3 separate regions of the Homo sapiens genome follow, and all the other regions are linked to region 3. A link is a loop called in an ENCODE intact Hi-C map of the cell type or tissue named here. Cell type or tissue: PC-3. All regions are shown on one strand.

Evidence for each region. A loop is a pair of places that touch in the nucleus more often than their neighbours do. Peaks named below come from ENCODE experiments on the same cell type or tissue, not always from the same donor. Only the 100,000 strongest peaks of a DNase experiment are listed, where the experiment ranks them.
Region 1: it touches region 3 in a loop (3-fold over the local background); 15 of 110 quality-filtered maps call a loop at or near these places.
Region 2: it touches region 3 in a loop (4-fold over the local background); 6 of 110 quality-filtered maps call a loop at or near these places.

Annotation. Positions count from the first base shown.
Region 1 is chr3:123,975,624-123,983,623 of GRCh38, reverse strand. ROPN1 (rhophilin associated tail protein 1) reads left to right here. Exons shown (of 6, transcript NM_001317774.2): 2 at 3,131-3,258; 3 at 6,643-6,760. The coding sequence starts at 3,143. Among named protein-coding and RNA genes, the nearest start is that of ROPN1, 12 kb to the left of the region's middle. RefSeq lists an enhancer at 2,885-3,384. In PC-3, CTCF peaks have their summits at 3,439 and 3,640 (motif pointing right); DNase peaks (open chromatin) are centred at 3,623, 6,903 and 7,253; H3K4me3 peaks cover 522 bases; H3K27ac peaks cover 404 bases; H3K27me3 peaks cover 3,318 bases.
Region 2 is chr3:123,957,100-123,965,099 of GRCh38, reverse strand. CCDC14 (coiled-coil domain containing 14) reads left to right here and starts at 3,871. Exons shown (of 13, transcript NM_001366335.1): 1 at 3,871-3,956. The coding sequence starts at 3,927. RefSeq lists a silencer at 3,553-3,863. In PC-3, no CTCF peak of the experiment used is centred here; a DNase peak (open chromatin) is centred at 3,729; H3K4me3 peaks cover 2,476 bases; H3K27ac peaks cover 820 bases.
Region 3 is chr3:123,729,413-123,737,412 of GRCh38, reverse strand. MYLK (myosin light chain kinase) reads left to right here. Exons shown (of 34, transcript NM_053025.4): 8 at 1-35; 9 at 1,997-2,015; 10 at 3,191-3,726; 11 at 4,311-4,517. Among named protein-coding and RNA genes, the nearest start is that of MYLK-AS2, 44 kb to the right of the region's middle. In PC-3, no CTCF peak of the experiment used is centred here; DNase peaks (open chromatin) are centred at 3,102 and 4,782; H3K4me3 peaks cover 490 bases; H3K27ac peaks cover 3,164 bases.

The DNA.
Region 1 (8,000 bases), 250 kb before region 3:
TACAAGAGATTCCTTGCCCCAAAATGAAAAGAGCTTGCAGACCAATTGTTAGAAACAGCAATGGGATGAAGTAAAGGCTTTACTTAAGTTTGCTCTATACTGACTAAGGGTTAACATTGTTACTGTTGTCATGGAAGCTTCCTTAATTAGGATTGGGGCATCTTTTCGTTTACACGAGATTATCTGAGACTCCAGGAGAGAAATTAAACAATTGCACAACCAAAAGATCCTGTCAAAATACATGGACACAGAAAATGGTGCAGCCGCTGTGGAAAACAGTGTGGCAGTTCCTCAAAAAATTAAAATACAATTACCATATGATCCATCCATTCCACTTCTGGGTATATATACCCAACACAATTTAAAGCAAGGACTTGAACACATATTTGTATACCTATGTTCATAGCAGCATTATTCACAATAGCTAAAATGTGGAAATGATCCGACTGTCCATTGACCTATGAATGGATAAAATTGTGGTACATCTAGCAAAATAGTATTCAGCCTTAAGAACAAGGAAATTCTCAGCTTGGGGCCAGTGGTGCAATGGGTAACACATCTGACTATGGATCCAAAAAAAAGGAAATTCTGACACATGCTACCACATGAATGAACCTGAAGACATTGTGCTAAGCGAAATAAACCACACACAAAGGGACAAATATTATATGCCATATGATTTTATATGATAGTCAAATTCATGAAGATAGAAGAATGGTGGTTGCCAGGAGCTGTGGGGAAGGAGAATAGGGAGTTAGTACTTAATGGGTACAGAGTTTCAGCTAGTGAAGATGAAAAAGTTCTGGAGATGGCTGGTGGTGATTGTGGCACAACAATGTGAATGTACTTAATGACACTGAACTGTACATTTAAAATGGTAAATTGTATGTATTTTTAACACAGTAAAAGAATATATATATGTGCAGACAACATGAGCAAATAAGGCACTGCTCTTTGATAGATAAAATGGGTTGAAAAGTCATCAGAAACAACTTATAAGAGTAACTTTTTAAATGATGAAATATTTCATACTGACAAAATTAAATACATGATGTAAGTAGAAGTATAAAAATAATGAAACAAGCATCTAGACAGCAACCATCCAGCTTAAAACATAGAGCATTACTAATAGTACTGAGACCCTTGTTGTATTTCCCTAATAACATCCCTCTCCATCCTCTCCCTCCTCCACCAGGGGTAACCACCATTCTGAATTTGTATTTATCATTCCTTACTCTTTATTATAATATTATAACATATATATGTCACCAGAAACAATATATTGCTTTTCCACCTAGCATGGTGAGACTCCTCCATGGTGATGTCTGTGGCATACTCATTGAGAATTGTTGTTATTGTCTTAACAATTGAAGCTTTTTATCATTTTATCAAAAACAATTGAAGCTTTCGTCACTCTTTTTTCCTAATAGTGCATTTTGCCTTAAAGTATCTTTTGTCTGGCATGAGTATGTCTACCTTAACTTTTATTGGTTATTCTTTGCTTATTTATACTCTTTTCACCTTGAGTCTTTCTGTGTCTTCATTTTTTCAGGTGTACCTATACCTGTATTTTAACTGGCACATTTAAGCCCATTTATTTTTATTGTGATTACTGATATGTATGCATTATTTTCTACCATGTTATTTGTCTACTTTTCCTGTTTTTACCCCTCCTTTCTTGCCTTCTTTTTGACTGATGAAGGGTTTTGTTTGTTTGCTTGTTTGTGTTTTTAAAAAATTCCTTTTTTCCTCTCTACAGATTTAGTGGTTACATTACTGTTATAACTTTTCTAACACTTTGCAAAGTCTAAAATTAATCATTATTTTATCCTCTTTTTCCTCCAAATAAAAGAACATAAATAAAGTAAAAGGTCATGAAGTCCCACCAACCTAAGACCACTTTAGTTTCTTGTCTTGGGATTTCCCAGCCATGCTGGTGTTGGCATAAATTGAAAACTTAGAACTAGTCTGTGGCTACCAACTCCTGGGGGACTGTTTCTCTCCTGACTAGAAGCAGCAATGGAGACAGGTTTCTTTGTTGCTTACCCCTGCCTGTAGGCGGATATTTTCAGCCACACCTTTTCACGCTGAGGGTGTAGTCCCTGGGCGGGTCTCAAGTTTAGGTCAGAAGGGGAGTCCTTTAGTCCAGACATTTGCCTTTTGTGAGCCTAATCCTTGGTCTCTATCCACCCTGCCTAGCAATTTATCTCAAAGCTGCAAGTTCCTGCCATCTACATGTGCCCAGGTGAGCCCTAGTTTCTTCATTTGCCCAGCACTGCGGGTTCCCCTTTACTCACCTCATTGGCCACTGGAAGATTTCTCTCACTTCACTGCAAGCCCAGCAAGGCAATGTGAAAGGCTTGTACTGAGATTTGTCTGGCCTCTAGGTGTTTTGAAGAGGGACAGCTTTTTAGCATATCTAGTCTGTCCCTTTCTCTACTAAAAGCAGAAAAAAATCTTTTGATCTGTTGTTTATTTGTGGAGGGAATTGTATACACTTTATGGATTTTCATATTTTGTTTCAATTTGTCCTGGAACTTTTTGAGAGAAAATGTACGAATTTTCCACCTGACAATTAGAGTGGAAAAGAACATGCAGCTGTAAAGAGAGACGCTCACCAAATGGCTGTTTAATGACTATTTTTATGTGGAAATGGCCTAATGTCAATTCACAGAGGGTTCAGAGTAAATTTTGCTACAATTCTTACCCAACTAATAAGTGCTGGACGACATGGAAAGATGTTCATGATATACTTTTGAGTAAATAAGCTGTTTTGTATAATCTTATTTTTTTATTTTACAAACATATATATACTGAAAAATTCTGGATTTTGGGGGGTGATATCATTATTTTGGGGCGATATCATTAGGGAATTTTTTGCTGACCTCCACTTTTTAAATGAACAAGGGCTGTGTAATTTTTATGTAAAGGACATAACTATTTCCAACAAAAAGTAGGGGTTAGCAGATGGTTTTCTAACCTTGGCGTTGTGTAATAATAGAATGCATTTGTCTTGCAGAGTCCCCAAAATTGAGTGTCAAACAGAGGCTGGGTGACCTCCTGTCCAGGATTGCTCTCATCGTATGAATCGAAGTTTTCATCTTAACGTATTTTTTTCTCCTGAGAATAGGCCAACCAATCAATGGCTCAGACAGATAAGCCAACATGCATCCCGCCGGAGCTGCCGAAGATGCTGAAGGAGTTTGCCAAAGCCGCCATTAGGGTGCAGCCGCAGGACCTCATCCAGTGGGCAGCCGAGTACGTGCTCCTTTCTCGCCTTCACCCCTTGGAGGACGGCCGGAGACAGAGGGTCCTGTAAAACCGCGGAGGTTGTCATGGCTGCAGCTAGGAAGTCCGGACTAACTGGCATCGTCTTTGTTTTAGCTCTTGCATTGCTTTGATGCTTTAAAATCCACACATAAATGCTACATCTAGCTGGGCAAGGATGGGATGCCTCCCCTAAGGGAGCCAGATTGAGCAGTAGGACGCCAGGTCAATAGGCCGTGTCCTGGGGCAAGCAGCAAGTTAGATGACCGCGTCACACCAGCGTATGCACACCCACCTCCTCCCTGCACGCCTTTTCCCACTCCCGGTGGAAAGAAGGGCTGGGAATCTCCGAAGCTTAATCTGCCTTTCTTCGTTCTCCTGTCTCACCACTAGATGGCAGCAGTGCAGCCGGGGGAGGGAAGCGACAGCCCTGGGTGGATGGGGTGGGACCAGTCCTGCTAGTTCACTCCTTTAAGGAGACACTTCCTCCCCTGCTGTTAAAACTCATACTTGGACCCAACCAAAGACCCTTTATATCTTGTCTTGGAGGAAATTATTGTTATTTTCTTTAGTGTTTCTCTGAACTGATTTTGTTCTGCCAACATAAAGATGTCCGCACAGTACACACTGCATTCTGGGGAAAGGCCAAGCAGAGTGATGGGGTCCTCAGGCATGGCTGAAAACAGTGTGCCTCAAACACGGGTGCCTTCTTTCAGGAGAGACCTCCAGAGGCTGCTCAGTAGATGGAGCTTACACAACAATCGCTGCGGGCCTGGATTGAAGTAGCTTTGCACAGAAAGCCTCTCAGCTATGAAATTGCTCCTTGGACAAACTTGCCTGCTTGAAACTGGGGAACCAGGACTTGAGACAGGAGTTGGAAGATAACTAGACCTCACGGACCATTTTCAGGCTATTTTTACTGTTTGATGATTCCCTGCTTAGGAGGGTTTCAGTGGGAAAGTGAGAGTGAGAGAGGCCGTTGAGAGAAAGCCAGTGAGTTGGGGAAGGGAAGATGTCCTCAGGCTGAGGTTGTGAGTGGGTGTCCTGGGCAGATGGTGGGGAGAGTGTGGACACCTTTGAGAAGACACAAAATGGCATCTAAGAGGGGCCTTTCGGAGTCTCTGGGCCAGTGCTGTGCTCCTGGACTGGATTAGGATGTAGCTTTTACAATTGGAAGGAAAATAAGCCAGTGGTGCTCATAAAAAGAAACATAAATGGGGGTTGCTTTGCCTAGTAATGAGCCCTGTTTAGTTCTCCATTTTAAATTTTATATATTGCCTCTAAGATTGAACTTTAGCTTCAGAAGACTAATTTATTTTGGCATAGTCAGATAGACAGACTTTATCTTATACGTTAGTTTCAAACCCATTTGATTGTTCTTGTGCTGCCGTTTTATAGTAAGCAAACTGACATTGCTTAGTATTGTCCCTGACATTTATGGAAGAGGCATTCCACTATTGTAGACTGCTTGCTCTCGTATTGTATCACGTGCTATAATTTTTTTAGACATCCATGAAAACTTAGTTTGTAGTTTAACCACAATGAAAAAGGAGGGCATGACCTAAGAGCCCCCTCCATTCTATCCAGACATGAAAAGCACTGCTCAGATGGTTGTATGTGACTTACTTAAAACCTGTAGCATTTTAGAGAATAAAACTCTGCAAAGTGTTTCCAAGACAAAATACGTTTTTAATCCATTGCAAGTAAGAATTTCCCTACATATGTGTTGTCAATGAAGAAACCTCTTACCAGGCATCGGCAGGACATATACTTATTTGTCCTCTGGTAGGCATGTGTTACAACACAAATTTGCAATATATGTGTATAACCATGGACCTGATCACTTGCAAATGAAGCTCAATAACCCAAAGAACGAAATCCATGATTACAGCTTTGCTTCCATGTTGTCTAACCAATTCCACAAGAAGTCCAGAGATGTTGGTGATGAGTGTTACTCTACCTGGGCAGCACTTCTGTGGAATGAGGTGCTGTGTGTCTCTGTCCCTCCCATTTATACCACCCAAGTCTGGTTTATAAAGCCTGAGGCCACACCCTGCTCCTATTGTCATATTGCACCCACACCCCGCCCACCCCAACACTGATCTGTGTGCAGAGATTTCTCATGCACATTGTTAAAGGTGCCCTTCCTGCTGATGACCTCCAAGGGGTGACTGGCAATTACTGCTTTAGTCCATGTAGCTTTCGCTCTGCCTTGCTACGTGGCTCAGAGACAGGCAATGGTTAGCCCATCATTGTATGGCTTGACCCTGAAATGGACTTTTACAAAATTCCCTCTATATTATTTTCATACTACCTGGATCTGGAGGAAGTAATGGAGGGAAAAAAGCAGGGCGGGACAGAAATTTGTGGTTCATGGATCGTCAATAACCAGGCTTTTGATGGAGACAGACCCTGCCATGCTGCATTGGTGACCCACATGTCAGCGGCTCATGTCCATTCCCTGCTGCAGGCAGCCTCTTTTCATCTTATGCCAGTCCTGAAACAGAACTCAGTACTTGTTCCACAATGCCCCCAAACGAAGTCCACTCCACAAAACATTGAGGAGCAGGCAGATTTCACTGAAAATTTTGAGGGAAGATGGAGAAACAGTTTCATTTCAGAGGCACCATATAGCTTAAGATTGTCTCAAACCTTCTTCGGCTTCTCTTCTCTCCTGAGCCTTGCAGGCTGCCCTGCCAATGCTCTCTCCCTTCCCTCTTGAAGCCCCAAGCCTCACTACCTCCAGCCAGAAACCCTTCCTGATTCACCCCAGGACACTTCCATCTCTTCCCCTTCCCTCCTTTTTTGTTTCTTCAGAGATGGGGGTCTCACTCTGTCACCCAGTCTGGAGTGTAGTGGCACAATTATAGTTCACTGCAGCCTCAAACTCCTGGGCTTAAGTGGTCCTCCAGCCTGGAGTCACCAGATTACAGGCCCTAGCCACCATTCCTGTGCTGCCTTCCCCTTTCTTACGTACATTACTTTTTAGTTCTCTTCCAACTTCTCTTCCCAATATTATATATACATATGTAATATACATCTGCGTGTATAAAACACTCAGAGATGACTGAAAAAGAAACCTGAACCCAATATGCTCCAGGGAATTGCATACCCAAACTTTTCTTGGTTCTTCCTCATCCTTAGAGAAGAACAAAGCTTTGTATTCTCTAAGCATTCTCTATGCCCTAAGTGGAGAGTAACACATTCAGACTTTTCCCATATGTAAGTGAACTAAACACAATGACACATAGAAGCCACTTAACAAAGGTTCCTTTCTCTACCTCCTTCCCTCAGAAGAAGGTGGAAGGATTGCTAGAACAGCCAGAGGCCACTGGTGTATAGGATCCTCCTACTCTCTGACTTTTTTTCTTGTAGTTATTTTGAGGCCCTGTCCCGTGGAGAGACGCCTCCGGTGAGAGAGCGGTCTGAGCGAGTCGCTTTGTGTAACCGGGCAGAGCTAACACCTGAGCTGTTAAAGATCCTGCATTCTCAGGTAAGGGCCCTGCTGCAGCATTGAGGAGAATGTAGGGACAGTGTTGAGGCTGGGTGGGTACAGACAAAAAGCCCTCTGTTCTCCTGACAGTCAGCTGACCACTTAGCACCACCCTAAAATACACTAAACCGTGGACTGAAAGTAAATCTTTCCTTGGCAAATGGGAATAATTTTGAAATAGGCTGTAGGCTGAGTCATTGGTGGGGTCATCCCAGATTTCCTTGAAGCTGGCAGAATGTACAGGGGCTCAATGCAATGCTAATCTCGTCTCTCCAGAAAAGTGCAAGTCCTCAGTCACTGGACAGTGTCTCCTTACTGATCAAGACTGTAATATGATGAAAATCACAGTTTGGGGAAGGGCATATTTTAGCTCCCCAGCTATCCAAGGTCCAGACATTGCTTTTAGCTTTTAGGGAGAGGCTGTGAGCCTCTTCATAGCCACATCATCCTGGGAGCTGCCTGGTGAATGAATGCATGAGGAAGGTGCAGCTTGAGAAAGTTTGTGGTTTGGCAAATTCCCAGGACATATGGTTGAGCACCACCAAACCCTGCTTTATGGTCCAGGACAGAGCGGTTTGGGGTGATTTAGGACTGGCTTGGCTAACCACCTTGGTCCCAGAGGCTTAGCATTTCACTAGAATCAGACAGTCAGGAAAGGTGTTGGAGCACTTCATCGGGCATCTGTGCTCTTGTTGCATTGGTGGCCAACAACCAGTCACCTTCCCTCCTTTTATCCACCAAGTACCTTGTGCAGTGAACATGACAGAGCTCTAAAATACCTGGGATCAAGCAACATTAGGCATCCAGACCAAATCCCCACAGGTCAGCCACATACCCCATATCATTCCTGGGAAAGCATGAGGGATGCACTTGAGGTCTAGAGCTAAGAACTCAGTGCAATCGGGAAGAAACAGACCTATGTCTTGTTCTAATTTTACCATTCATTAGTGGTCTCAGGTAAGCCCTCTACCCCTTGGTTTTGTTTTCAGGCTCTTCTATCTGTCATATAAGGAATAAAACAATTTAGGAATACAATAGCAGATAAAAGCATCACCAGAAATTAAAATGTAATATAAATGTATATCTTTTGCATAATTCTGACACCTAAAGTTTGAGAATTAATAAATTATATTTCAGCATGCTCTTCACTAGGATTTGCAAAGATAACTGCCACACAGAGCCATCTTTACCTTCCTAACACCCCCTCCCGCCCCTTGCCATGTGCTGGGAGATGTGGACC
Region 2 (8,000 bases), 230 kb before region 3:
CACACTTCAGAGGTGAGCCAATTGGCAAAGTCATTGGTCCAATGTGCTGAATTATGAAAGACTGGATAGACAAGCAGAGTTGTGTATCCATGATACTAGAGGCACTAAACCTCCGGACCAAGCTCAAAGGGCTAGTCCTGGACAATCCTGAGCCTTGGACATTCAAGTAGCTGTCAGCCCCAGTGCACCAAAGCAGTCCAAACAATGGCTGATTCATTGGTTTATTCAACAAATAATTAAGAAATTCCTACAAGTGCAAGGGATTGTGCTAGGCACTGGGGATACTGCTTTGAACAAGGTGAGGTCCCTGCTTTCATAGAGATTAAATTCTACTTAGGAAGACAGATATTACATAACTAAACACAAGTTTATAATTGTGAGAAACGATGCTACTACATAGTAGCATGAGGCACACAGTTAGTTTGCAGGGGCAGGATAGAGAGGCTTTCTTGAGGAAGTAATTTGAGAACAAGTTCGGAAGCCACAGGCAACTCGGAAAGGTGTATCTGCAGCCCACAGGTCTTTGCCACGCTCCAGACTCAACTATCCAGTAGCTAACTTGACATCTTTTCTTGGATGACTCCAAAGTACTCCCTAATTTAATAAATCCAAAAATGACTTTCCTGGTTTGCATTTTTTTCATAATAAAATGTTGGAGAGAAATGAATTCACAAGCTTCCTTCCTAAATGTGGATCTCTCCCACCACCTGCCAAGATACAAAACCCAGAAACCAGGGTCAACAAATACCTTCCCCTTGCCTGACTTTCCAACTCTTATCACCAAGTGCTCTCCATTTTACCTCCTATGCATCTCTCAAATATGTCCTCTTCACCTTCCCTCACCACCACCTCCCTTAGGTCCCCTCATCCCCTCCCAGCTACCAACATATTTCATCTGGACTTCCTATCAGTCTGGTCCTCACAGGGAACAGAAGACAATCTAGATTTTTGAGGACAATTAAAAGGTTTACGGCCGGGCGCGGTGGCTCACACCTGTAATCCCAGCACTTTGGGAGGCTGAGGCGGGCGGATCACGAGGTCAGGAGATGGAGACCATCTTGGCTAACATGGTGAAACCCCGCCTCTATTAAAAATACAAAAAATTAGCCGGGCGTGGTGGCAGGCGCCTGTAGTCCCAGCTACTCGGGAGGCTGAGGCAGGAGAATGGCGTGAACCCAGGAGGCGGAGCTTGCAGTGAGCCTACACAGCACCACTGCAGTCCGGCCTGGGCGAAAGAGCGAGACTCTGTCTCAAAAAACAAAACAAAACAAACAGAAAAAGGTTTACATAATGGACAAGGAAAACAACAAGGGAGTTGAGGCACCCAGGGACTAGCAAACCATTATCACCCCTAAGACTGAAAAGACAAAGGGAAGGACATGTTTTATTAGAGTGTGAGAGGACTGGAGCTCCAGGGGCTCCCCTGATGATGCAGAGGGCCAGTGCATCAGCCAAACGGTGCTGAGAGAGCAGGAATATCCCATTCTCTCCCTCTTCTATTGACTAAACAGAACCTGAAGCTGGAGGGCATGTCTGACTGATGTCAGTCCAAGGGGAGGACAGAGAATGGATGCAGGAGGAGAGAACTTGCTCACACCCATACTTGCCTTTCCCCCAAGCACCCTCTATGCTAGTGATCAGCAAACTTCTTCTGTAAAGGCCCAGATAGTAAATATCTTAGGCTTGGCCGGCTAGACGGTCTCTATCACAAATACTCAACTTTGGCAGTTGTAGCACAGATAATGTGTAAACACATTAGCGTGACTGTGTTCCAATAAAACTTTGTAACACTGAGATGATTTTCAGGTAACTTTTCACATCACACAATATAATTCTTTTGACTTAAAAAAAACTACCTGAAAATGTAAAAACTGTTCTCAGGCTACATCCAAGAATGGCAGACTGAATTTTGCCAGGGACTGTAGATTTCAGATTCCTGCTCTACACTACAGCCATTGATCTTTGTAAAACCCCAGTCAGTTCACTGTGTCCCCTGCTTGAACTTTTATGTATTCCCAATGGCCTTAGGATAATAAGCCAAATCATGTAGTCTATGAGGACTGCATAGTCTGGCCCTACATATATTTCCATCCCCACTGTCTATACTTCAGCAGCAAGGAACTCTCTGGGTTTCTCTTTCTCAACATCATGCTGTCTCCACATCTTTAGAATACTCTGCTCTCCACTCTCTATCTAGTTCATTTGCAGATCTCAGCTCACTGCAACATTATTTATAATAGCAAACAACAAAATGAAACGGGGTGGGGGCATAACATTCCCAACACTAGGGAAGTGAATCATGGAACACCAGGCAGCCATTTTATAATTGTAGACTAATGAGAAACAATGTTGATTAGATATTAAGAGAAAACACGCATGTTACAGTAATACCTATTATTTCATATTGTCGTAATACATTTATACATATATATGTAGGTGGAAAAAATCTTGAAGGGAATGCACCAAGCTGTTCAAAGTGATAACTCATGGGTAATGGGGTTATGGGTGGTCTTTTCCTTTTTGCTTATCTATATTTTCTAAAATAAACATGTATTAAGAAAAATCAATATGAATTCAAAAAATATCAACTTAACTAAAAAAAACCCCTTAATTTCAGGTGAATATGTCAGCAAGTTATGAAGTTATGTGAGGGCTGGGGAAGGAAAGGAGAGGTTTTCACAGTTTGATCTAATTCAAAACTAAATCTGTGAAATACTCATTTCCTAAAATCACTCAGGATAAGTGTGTGATATTTTGGTGGACATATTTTAGTTCCTGGGCTTTGACATTAATTGTAACAGACTTTTAAAGCGTAGCTCTTTTCTCCATTAAAAAGAAATGAGGCCGGGCATGGTGGCTCACCACTGTAATTCCAGCACTTTGGAGGCCAAGGCGGGCGGATCACCTGAGGTCAGGAGTGTGAGACCAGCCTGGCCAACAGGGTGAAACCCTGTCTCTACTAAAAATACAAAAATTAGCCGCGTGTGGTGGCACGCACCTGTAATCCCAGCTCTTCAGGAGGCTGAGGCAGGAGAATCGCTGGAACCCAGGAGGCAGAGGTTGCAGTGAGCTGAGATTGCGCCACTGCACTCCTGCCTGGGTGACAGTTGAAATGGAATAAACTGAGTTATCTCTCTTCAACTTGATTTAAATCATTAACCCAAAACTCAATGCCTTAAAAACCAATGACTAAAATCCTCATTAAAATGAGTGCACATGCCAATACTAAGAATGTTGTGTCATTTTTCATCAAAAGTAATTACCTCAACATAAGAGGAGACAAGTACGCATGGAAGTAAACCCAAAATCCCAACTAATGAACACCGTTCTGAGATCAGTGGCCACAGGGAATAATTCTGCAATTTCCATCACACGCAAAGGTAACAACCCCGAGGTCTTATTTTTATAGAATATCAAGAACAAAATCTTCCAAAAGGCACACGATGCCAAACTAAAAATAAAGAGCGAAAACCCAAAAAGTCGCGCTCAATTCCTTCTGAAACCTATTCGCCTCCTACCCCTGTCCCATCCTCTGGCGCTGGCGGGTCCTCGTCCCCGTTTTCCCCACCGCAAGTCCTGGAACCTCCGCTTAACTCTTTTCTCGGCGGCTCCGCCCCGGCCCCGCCCCAGCCATGCCTTGGCCCCGCCCCGTTCGCCGTTTATTGGCTTCTCCCAACCCCTGCCGGTGGGTGACAAGCCGGGAAGCTTGGAGGGGTCTATTGCGTACGCCCAAGGCGCTGGGCCTGGAGCAGGAGAAAGGGAGTGGAGGCGCGTCGGAGACTATGAAGCGCGGCATTCGGCGGGATCCTTTCCGGAAGCGGAAGCTCGGCGGGCGGGCCAAGAAGGTCCGGGAGCCCACGGCGGTTAATTCTTTTTACCGTGAGGCTTCACTTCCCTCGGTCTGGGCTTCTCTGAGGCGGCGAGAGATGGTCAGGTCTGGAGCTCGACCGGGCCAGGTGAGGGCTGAGGACCTGAGGAGTCCGCTGTGGGGATGGAGAGGGACAGGGGGGTTTTCGGGCCAGGAACTTGTAAAACTCTGCTCGAAAAAAGACAAAGACAATGCGGCGACATTAAAGTGCTGGGACAGAGGTGCAGGGAACACCTAATCTTCCCGTCGTAACACGGCCGCTCGGTCTCTAGATGTTTCTGTTTAAATCGTCGTAGCCCTAGTCTAGAGCGCCGGCTTTGGGGTCAGGCCCGGGTTCGAGTCCCAGCCTTCGCCGCTGCGTCGAGTGACTTAACCTCTCCTAGCTTCAGTCACCTGCAGATTGAGAGTCTACTACTTTTTACTGCTCAGAACTTCCTATTCCTTAGCTGCAAAATAGGCAGAAATAAGCATAAAATCCTGTCTCAAAGAATTGAGAAGGTTAAATAAGAGAACCCGGTAAAAACATCGATCACACAGTTGTTGTAGACATACAACAAAATTTAGTTCCCTTTAAAACACGTAGTTTGCCACCATCTTAATGATAACAGCAGCCAACATTTAGATAGGACTTATGTGGCAGATGCTACTGTAAGTGCTTTTATGTATTACATAGAATAACTCATTTAATAGTCACGATATCCTTATGAGGTAAGTACTATTATCCCTATTTTATATATGAGGAAATCGAGGGCTGGAGGATTCAAATAACTTGGCAGTTACACAGCTGTGGAAACAAGATTCAGACTCACAAAACTGATGCCAGAGTCCATTCTTCTTTTAAACATTTTACCTAGTAGATGTATGACTTTGAACAAACCACTTTTCTGAAATTTAGGTTCCCACCTCACAAATAATAACTCACAGGGTATGGATTAAGTGAAAATGAAAGACCTTAGCACACTGTAAGTCATTCTACAAAGGCAGTATTATCTTGTACTTGTTGGTAGGAGATATGACTACTAAGAAATGCTTATATGATTCTCAAATAGCAAAATTAAAAGTTTAATGATAATAACCTCGTAGAAGTAAGTGTAAAATAAAGCAAACTGATTCTCCTGTATTGTGATTAGGACACTCCTTTTGGAGAGCAGCTTTGCAGTTTGTATCAAGGGTTATTAAATTGCTAATAACCTTTCACCAAATAATTTTCTTTTTAATCCTAAATATAAAAAGGCTGTTTTCAGTAGATAGAAAGGCTTATTCCAGGTTTGTTTTTTTAATTGTGAAAAATATGAAGCAAACCAAGACCATTATTATATTACTTCCACTGAAGGAAATATTATACAACCATTAAAAATTTATGAATATGAAAAAGATTTAAAAGTAGAAAACACAGGATTTAAAATTGCAAATATCTAGGTATTATGACTAAGTAAAAAATGCATATGAAAAAAGATTGGAGGCCCCAATAGCAAAGAACACATCTAGTACCTAGATCTTGGTTTCCACGTACCACTGTCCACTAAGGAGTCATGGCTTCTTGGAGAAATGACCAACTCCAGGGCTGAGCAGGGGTAATATAAGAAGAGCATGGACACATCAAACTAAAAAGCTTCTGCACAGCACAGGAAATGATTAATGGAGTGAAAAGGCAATCTACAGAATGGGAGAAAATATTTCCAAGCCATGTATCTGATAAATAATATCCAAAATACATATAAGGAATTTCTATAACTCAAAAGCAGAACAACACATAACCTGGTTAAAAAACGAAAAAAGGATTTGAATAGACATTTCTCCAAAGAAAATGTACAGATGGCCAGCAGGTATATGAAAAGATGCTCAACATCACTAATCCAGGAAATGCAAATTAAAACCACAATGAGCTATCACCTAACCCCTGTTAGGATGACATTAAAAAAATGAAAACAAGTGTTGGCAAGGATGTGGAAGAATTGGAACCCTTGTACACTGTCAGTGGGAATGTAAAATGGTATAGCTGCTATGGAAAACAATATGGAGATTCCTCACCAAATTAAATATAGAACTATATCACCCAGCAATTCTACTTCTGGGAATTTATCCAAAAGAATTGAAATCAGGATATAGAAGAGATATTTGCACTCTTGTGTTCATTGCAGCACTATTCACAATAGCCAAATGTGGGAACAACCCAAATTCTATCTGCAGATGAACAGATAAAGAAAATATGGTATATACATACAATGGACTATTATTCAACCTTTAAAAAGAAAGAAATAGCTGTCATATGCAACAACAGAGACAAAACTTGAAGACATTATGCTAAGTGAAATAAGCTAGTCACAGAAGGACAAATACTGCATGATTTTACTTACATAAAGTACCTAAATAGTTAAAACTCATAGAAACAGAATGTGAGCATGGATTGGGCGTGAACCAGAGGGATTTTTGTTTTTTGGGTTTTTTTTTGTAAAGAACAGTATTGGGATAATTGGCAACATGTGAATAAGGTCTGAATATTAGATTGTAATTCTGTATCAATGTTAATTTCCTGGTTTTGATAATTATACTGTGGTTATGTTAGAGAATGGCCTTGTTTTTAGGAAACATTTAGGAGTAAAGGAGTATTGTATCTGCAAACTTAACTCTAATGGTTCAGGCAAAAAGTACTGCTGTGTATATATATTGAGAGAGAATATGGAAAATGTCAAGGTTCACAGAATCTGAGTGAAGCATATATAGGGCATCTTTGTACTATTATTTCATAGTAGAAACTACAAAAAAAAATTGAAAGGAATTGTTCCAATATGACAGTTACTGTTTCAAGGTGCTTTTATCATGGGTAGTTTTCTTTACCAGATTTTCTATAATATAGCCTTGTGTATATTTTTTGGAGAAACACCATATGTAATCTTACAGTTATGCCAGACATATACCTCAGACAGTGTACTTTAATTGTGGTAGTTGTTTTTGGACTCGATCCAGGGTATAGTATTATAGTGTCATGGCTTGGATTTTTTATTATGATTCCAGCCAAGACATCGACATAAATATACCAAAGGGAAGGACCCTGAGAGTGTGATGCAGAGACCAGTGGTGTGATGTTATACAAGGTCTTATTTCCTACATTGTTGGTTCTCACTGCTGGCTTCATGACCCTCCATCATAATCCAAGTTATCTCAAGACGTATAACTCTTACCAACCCAGTTTTTAAAAAATGTATTCTCAGTGACATTCTTAGAAGGATGGAGCACATATTCAAGCATATAATAGAATGCCGTATAACTTTAGAAAGTTTGGTAGTTACAGCTCAAAGCTATCTGGAGATGAAATTAAATATGTGAAGAGAAATTATAAATAAAACTGCCAACAGTGACTACATCTGGAGGGTGGAACTAGGGGGGGAATCAGGGACTTTCTCATGTCTATTTAAAATTATTTTGAATAAAGATTATATTTATCTGATATAAAATTATTAAGATATAAAATAGTATACCATGGAAAGTGTCCCTTCTCGCTCTGTCCCCCAGATACTCTGTTTCCCTCCCCAGAGGCAACCATGATTAACTGTTTCTGGCATAACTCCCAAGATACTGGATGCATGTAAAAGCAAATGCTTATTTTTTCCTGTTTTTCTACACAAAAGGTTGTCCATTATTGTCACTTTTAAAACAAAAAAGTTTAAGAAAACAACAGTGGTATATGAATTTAAAAAGAAAAATTAAGACAGTGAGATGTAGATAAAGAGACAGGGTAGAGTTCTCACTTCCTGGTCTAATCAGGCATTCTAAAGAATGTACATAAAAGGAACCAGAGTTAAGAACTCTGTCCTATATCATGAATTAACTTGCATGTTTCAAAGAATTTGGGACTATAGAACATATTTTGGGATTAATATAGTCTGAACTTAGTGTAGTAGTTACTTCTGGTTTAAAATAGTATCTCAATTTCCTTTTCACCTTAAATAGACTTAAGGAACAAATATATGTGTAGTTTGCTTGACGTTTTACATAAAAGAAATTTAATATATGAATTAAATTATAATTGTGTATTTTTAGGATATATCACATTAATTAAAACAGTGAATAATGTGGTACATACATATAATGGAATATATTTGACCTCAAAAAGGAAGAAAAATTTTGACAC
Region 3 (8,000 bases):
GAAGGCCTCGATGTCAGCTGAACTTTCCATCCAAGGTATCGACCAGTGGACGGCTAGTGCAGAACGATCCCTGCCTGGTGCCGCACCCTCCTAGAGGAGCTGCTTGTTCACTGCGCACCTGTGTGTGTATACACCTGGCCCACTCACACACCCAGGCACTCCCCAGGGGCAGGTCTTTTTTTTTTTTTTCTCTTCAGACAGAGTCTTGCTCTGTCGCCCATGCTGGAGTGCAGTGACATGACCTCAGCTCACTGCAACCTCCGCCACCCAGGTTCAAGCGATTCTCCTGCCTCAGCCTCCTGAGTGGCTGGGACTACAGGCACACACCACCACGCCCGGCTGATTTTTGTATTTTTTGTAGAGACAGGGTTTTACCATGTTGGCCAGGCTGACCTCAAGTGATCTGCCTGCCTTGGCCTCCCAAAGTGCTGGGATTACAGGTGTGAGCCACCACGCCCGGCCACAAGGGGCAGGTCTTTGACAAGAAGAAAGGGTGAACAGGGCAGCGCAGACCTGGCCACGAGGGAAGATGCCCTGTGCTTGGCTGCCACCTTCCCTTGTGTTCCCATAGTCTCCCCCACCATGTCTTCAGTCCTTTCTTCTCACCCGGACTCCCTTTTGTATCTGTGGTTGCCAACTGGAAGAATGAATGTTGCTAACGTCTTGCCATCACCCCAAATTTAACCTGCCCAGAATTTACTGATAATTTACTCTGTCTTTCAAGTCAGGCGATCCTTCGACTTGACCCCCTCTACCAGGGTTCCCATGTTCCTTCACACCCAGACTGGACTTTCCAGCATCCTTTTGACCCCTGCCTCTTTCTCCTTGAGTCGTCAGCCCTGTCAGTTCTTCCTTGTAAGTCTTGTTGAACACGTCTCCTCCTTACAGTTCTTTGGTTCCTCAAGTCCGGGCTGAGGAGGGAGTGCAGGGATGGGGAAGGGGCTGCATGTCACTTTACTGGAGCAGGAACTCGGGGGTCAGGAAGGGAAGTGGCTTTCAGTCCTTCCTCCTTCTTTGTCCCTCTCTTTTCTTCTGATTTTTCTGTTCTGCATCTCCTTCTTCTTAGAAACGATTCATCTTTGCTCTTGTTACTTTTTTTGGCCTGGGTATTTTTCACAATCTACAGAAAGAAATATATTTCACAGTACATTGCAACCCAGAACATGTATACATAGGTAAACAAGTTTCAGGAAACCATCCTGACCGTACTGTGTACAGTGCATGCTGGTATTCTCTATTTCACTTGACATCACTAAAACAAGAAATCCTGGTCCTGACCGGAGGACCTGACTTGGTGGCTCACTGCTGAATAAGGAGATGCCACCAGACACCCAGAGCAATGTGTGCCTGCCCTGACATTCAGTTAAATACTATTCCCTCCTGATGGACTTCATGACAAAATATGTTGCCTGATATTTGTTTTAAAATACTCAAAAACAAATAAACGAAAGAAAACAAAAATGGATATATAAGACTGGCAAAATGTGGTATCTCCTTAATCGTGGTGATGGCTTTCAGGGTTTGTTATCTCTTTCTACTATTGTATATTTTTAAGTTTACCATGATAAAATTTGAGAAAGAATATAGCAGGAAAAATATGTATTTTATGTTTTTTCTTTGAAGAACTGGATAACATTAAAAGTATGCTTTTCTGTACACTGGTAAGTTACAGCATTTGGGTTTGGAATTTTCAGTAGATGTTTGTTTGTCCCTGGATTGGTTTTTTTTCCTTCTGTTTAGTGAACAGAAACAGATTCCATGCCCTCAGGGTATGGTAGCACCAGCCACTATTAAGAAGCCCAAAGGACAGAACCTGAAGCTTTGACAATGTACTCTAGGGCTGGGGGGAGTTCAAAGGCCAAAGACGTTCAGCACCAGGGAAGCTGGAAGGAGCCAGCAGGGTGGGACCACGGTGATGAGGAAGTGCCTGGGGAGGGAAATTTTGGTGTATACAGCATTCTACTAACAGTCTTTCCACCCTTCCCCCTTTTTCCAGGTTTGGACAGTGCCAATAGGTATGTCTAGGCTTTGTGACTTTTACGTTTTCCCTCTTGAAATGCCCTGCAAGGATGTTACCGAGAAATGCCCTGAATTTCTGAATCATCTTATGGGGCAGAAGAATTGGCCATTTGGAGGATGTTGTTTTATTTTGGGTGTTTTGTCTTGTTCTCCTATTGTAATATGACACACGGGTTCTATCTCAGGTTGCTGTCAGTATTGAGACTGGAAAACTCAGTGTTGCCACCTTTCACAGTATCTACACAGTCTCTTCTCTGGTTAGCATCCTGAGGAAGAACACTGCTCTGAGAAGGCCGCCTTCCTCATTCCAGGGCGGAATCTGTTCACTCATCCAGCCCAGACCCAGCAGGAGCCTCTTTCCTGTGTGTGAGGCTCGGCGCTAGATGCTGGATGTGCAGGGGTGGGCGTAGAGGAGGGCTTAAACCACACGAACGCACATTACCAACTGGGATGCGTCTGTGAGGAAGGACAACAGGAAGGCACTGATTAGAATAGAGGGGCAGGGAAGCCATTTCGGGAACTTGGTATTTGAGCTCAGACCTGTGCAAAGGAATGTTAGCTGGTGAAGAAAAGCTCAGGGAGTGTGCTCCAAACAGCAGGGATAGCATGTACAAGCTGTGAACCAAGAGATGGGCCCATGGGGACCCAGAAGGACGCCAGTGTGGCCGCAGCCTGGTGAATGGCAGGCCAATGTCTGTACGATCAGGAGCTGGCATTCCTGTGGGCCCTCTTGTGGGGCTCAGTTTCATTCTTAAAGTAGTGGAAAAGCTGTTGGAAAATCCTTGGGCTTGAAATGACATAATTTGATTAATGTTTTTAAAAGATCGACTATGGTCGCTGTATAGAAAATAGATTAGAGAGGGCAGAGTGGACACGGGACACCGGTGGCAGAGGTTGAACTACGGAGGCACTAGTAGAGAAGGGAACTGTAGGGAAAGCAGGGCTCTGGGCAGGGTTGTGGGACAGGCAAGTGTCGGGAATGGCTGCTTGTGCTGTGGCTTGGGAAACTGGGCAAACTGCAGAGAAAGATGCTCTTACTTGCCCTTAACTTGTGGGCTTTTGTGATCCCTGGAATCCGTGCTTGTGATGAGTAATATTTGTGAGTAACCAGATGATCATTCTATTCTCCCCTCTCCTCACCCACCCTACCCCCACCCTCACCACCACACAGGTCATTTGTGAGAGAAACAAAAGCCACCAATTCAGATGTCAGGAAAGAGGTGACCAATGTAATCTCAAAGGAGTCGAAGCTGGACAGTCTGGAGGCTGCAGCCAAAAGCAAGAACTGCTCCAGCCCCCAGAGAGGTGGCTCCCCACCCTGGGCTGCAAACAGCCAGCCTCAGCCCCCAAGGGAGTCCAAGCTGGAGTCATGCAAGGACTCGCCCAGAACGGCCCCGCAGACCCCGGTCCTTCAGAAGACTTCCAGCTCCATCACCCTGCAGGCCGCAAGAGTTCAGCCGGAACCAAGAGCACCAGGCCTGGGGGTCCTATCACCTTCTGGAGAAGAGAGGAAGAGGCCAGCTCCTCCCCGTCCAGCCACCTTCCCCACCAGGCAGCCTGGCCTGGGGAGCCAAGATGTTGTGAGCAAGGCTGCTAACAGGAGAATCCCCATGGAGGGCCAGAGGGATTCAGCATTCCCCAAATTTGAGAGCAAGCCCCAAAGCCAGGAGGTCAAGGAAAATCAAACTGTCAAGTTCAGATGTGAAGGTGAGTAGAGGTAATTAGGGTCACCGATTGCCAAAATGTAGCCCCTTGGTGGCCACTCCCTTCCTTCAGCACCCAGCTAGTCTGCATCACCTATATCCACTCATCTTCTTGGACTAGCTCCCCTAGAAAACCACCTTACAAGGGCCTTCCCCTTAGGAGTGACTCATTGTAGAAATGCCCTTTATTCTGGAGAGACCCCTAACAGTAGCCTGTTGTTTGCTCTTGGATAGAGTACTGGCCCTGGCCCTAGTTCTTACCACCCTAGAAGAAACACCCTCATTATCGCCAACATCGAAAAGCAAACCTCATGGTCTCCTCCGCCCTTTCTTCCCCTTGCCTGGCTTTGGCCAACCTGGAGACCTTGCCCATCACGCTGTATTCATCCTCCTCAAGGCCCCTGACTCTCTCAAGAGGTTTCGTCTTGTGGAGTGTGGTTGAGGGTGAGGAAGCAGACTCAGAGGTGGGAGGGCAGCTCCACACCAAACTGAGCCCTTTCCTCCAGCTCACACCTTCCCCACCTACCTCACAATCACAGGGTGCTCTCCAGGGCATAGGGAGCTCACGTTCTTTACCTGGCCCTGTAGTTTCCGGGATTCCAAAGCCTGAAGTGGCCTGGTTCCTGGAAGGCACCCCCGTGAGGAGACAGGAAGGCAGCATTGAGGTTTATGAAGATGCTGGCTCCCATTACCTCTGCCTGCTGAAAGCCCGGACCAGGGACAGTGGGACATACAGCTGCACTGCTTCCAACGCCCAAGGCCAGCTGTCCTGTAGCTGGACCCTCCAAGTGGAAAGTGAGTACACTTCTCCAGGTCACCCCGCATTCTCTGTGGGACAACCATTCATGGGGTGCTTCACCTTCTGCAGATGGTTCATCTCCTATAGCCCCCTGCCTTGGTGCACAGCCCGACAGAAATGTCACCCCCAATCACATGCCAAGGCCAAGTGTGTTGCTCTAGGCCAGTGATTCATAATCAGGAGTTCACATCAGAATCACCTCAAAATAAACATGCATGGCCCCACACCCAGCCCAACTGACAGCTACCTTTCCTAGGTCCCTCAGCTGTTTGAATAGTGCCGTGACTCACGTTTGTAACCACAGAGAACTGAGTGTTCATTAAATATACAGGTTTAGAGTAATGTGAGATGATGTGGGATCCCACATCTTTTATGTTTATTGTACTGTCTGTTTATAAAAGTAATGCATGTTCATTGTGGGGAATTTAAACAATATATAACCTTATGACTCAGAAATAAATTATATTTTAATGTTTTTTATACAAACTTACCATTGTGGTATTTGTATACTGCTTTCTATCCTAATTTGCTCATGTGATATTAACATCTTTTTATACAATTCTTGGAAAGCATGACTTTTAGTAGCCATATAATATTGCATGAAATGGCTGTATCTAATTTAGGTATGCTGTTATTTGTTGAATAATTAAATTGTTTCCATTTTTCACTATTATAACATACCTATGATAAATATTCTTGTACCTGTCTATCTCTATAAAATTTCCCCCTTACTCTAAATGCATATGTAAGCCCCAGGCCCATGCCATACCCTTGAGAAATGCATTAACAAATACCACAAGAGTAGAATCTGCAAATTGCAGGCTGCTGGAAACTGTGGAACAAATAACTTTCACCCATTTTTTTTCCACATACAAATTGCAAGCAAAAAAAAAAAAAAAAAGACAACCTATAGAAAACTTATATTAGAAGGTATATAGTAACATCAACAATTACAATAATTTTTGATAATCTTCTGCCAATCCTGACTGAGATAATCTTTAAAAAGTTTTTATGGGAACATCAAGAGAATTTGGACACTGATAAGATTTAATATAAAGGAATTCGTGGTGTTTTAAGATGTGATGGTGGTCTTGTTACTTTTTTTTTTATAAGTTCATCTGTTTGAGAGATATATCCTGAGTTATTTACTGGTGAAATGATATGGCTTTTTATATTTGACTTAGAAATAATTCATGTTTGGGGAGCACTGGCAGGGATATCAATGAAATAATATTGATATAAATGAAAGTTGAGAGATGGGTACATAGGAATTCACTACACTGCTTTGTCTACTTTTGTGTGTGTTTGAAAATTTTCAAAATGCACATTTCCAAAAGAAAAAAAGAGTTAGTGATGTATCCATATAGTAGAATGCCAGACAACATCCTGTAGACTGATGCTAAAACATGTTCAAGATGCACTAGGAAGGGAGAGGAGCAAAGTACAGGCTCATGTGTAAATGGAAGAAAAGATCTGTGTACACACATGCAAAAGATGCCTGTGTGTGCACAAATCATTTCTGGAAGAGCACAAAAGTCCCTCTAGGAAGGGGAAACTAGGGGTTCACAGGAAGGAATGGGGCATCTTACTTTTCACTGTATACTGTTGATTCACTGGGATTTTAACTGTTGTTTAACTGGGATTTTTACTATCCTCGTGAATTCCTTTACAAGAAATATTATCCATGCCATTTGCAGGTGGGAGTGCTGGTAGGCAGAGTTCACAGGTCTAGGAGATCAAGCCTCATCATCCAGGCCAGGTCTCTATCCCTGCGCAGGGGACAGAAATATGGTGTCAGGTCCACCACAGATTAATGGCGTATCCAGAGGGCCTAGATTCTCCTGTGGCTTCTTCTGCTGTGAATTCATCTAAGTCTCACAGAAGACTATTTTTAGCCTGTTCGCGTCATGGGGTAATACATCTCAGGTTGATTCCCTATCTTGTTGTGTTTTGTGTGACAGCTTTATTGAGATATAATTCACATAACATAAAAAGCACCCTTTTAAAGTACACAATTCAGTGGTTTTTAATATATTCACAGAGTTGTGTGGCCATCACCATCATCTGATTTCAGAACATTTTCACTACCCCTCCCAAAAAAATCCTACCCATTAGCTGTCACTCCCTGTTCTCCCATCCCCACAACCCCTGATAGCCACTAATATACTTTTTGTCTCTATGGGTTTTCCTCTTCTGAACATTTGATGTTAAATGGAATCATTCAATATGTGGCCTTTTGTGTCTGGCTTCTTTCTCTTAGCTTAATGTTTTCAGGGTTCATCTGTGTTGTAGCAGGTGTTAGTACTTCATTCATCCATGTGGCTGAATCATATTGCATTGTATGGGTATAGCATACAGTGTTTTGTTTATCCACGCATCACTTAAGGTCCATGTGGTTGTTTCTACTTTTTAGCTATGGTGAAAAGTGTTGCTATGCACATTTATGTATGAGTTGTTTTCAATACCTGTTTTCAATTTTGATGTTTAGACCACATATATTGTTGGGTCATAAGGTAATTCTGGATTTAACCCTCTGAGGAACTAACAAACTGTTTTTCACCATTTTACATTCTTCTAGCAATGTACAAGTGTTGCAGTTTTTCCACATTCTCACCAATACTTGTTATTTTCTTGCTTGCTTGCTTGGTTTCTTGCTTTTTTTAAAAAATGAGGTCTTGCTTTGCCAATGGGGCTAGAGTGCAGTGGCATGATAATAGCTCACTGTAACCTTGAACTCCTGGGCTCAAGCAATCCTCCTGCCTCGCCTCCTGAGTAGGTGGGACTAAAGGTGCTTGCCACCACACTCGGCTAATTTTTTTTATTATTTGTAGAGATGGAGGTCTCACTATGTTGCCCAGGCTGGTCTCAAACCCCTAGACTTGAGTGATCCTCCCACTTCAACCTCCCAAAGCACTGGGATTATAAGCATGAGCCACTGCACTCAGCCTGTTTTCTATTTTTTCATTATAGCCATTCACAATCATCTGACTATGATTTTTTTTTTTTTTTTGAAACAGGGTCTCACTCTGTTGCCCAGGCTGGAGTGCAGTGGCGTGATAATAGCTCATTGCTGCCTCAACATCCCAGCCTCAAGTGATCCTTCCCACCTCAGCCTCCTGGGTAGCTGGGACCACAGGCATATGCCACTATACCCAGCTAATTTTGTTTATTTTTGTAGATAAAAGGTCTTACTATGTTGCCCAGGCTGGACTTGAACTCCTTGCTCAAACAGTCCTCCCACTTTAGCCTCCTAAAGTGCTGGGTTTACAGGCATGAGCTGCCACACCCAGCCTGACTGCAATTTTGATTTGCATTTCTCTGATGACTAGTGATTTTGAGCATCATTTCATATACTTATTGGACATTTGTATATCTCCTTCAGAGAAATGCCTATTCAAATACTTTACCCATGTTTTAATTGCATCATTTACTTTTTTATTGTTGAGTTGCAAGAGTTCTTTATGTATTCTGGATACAAG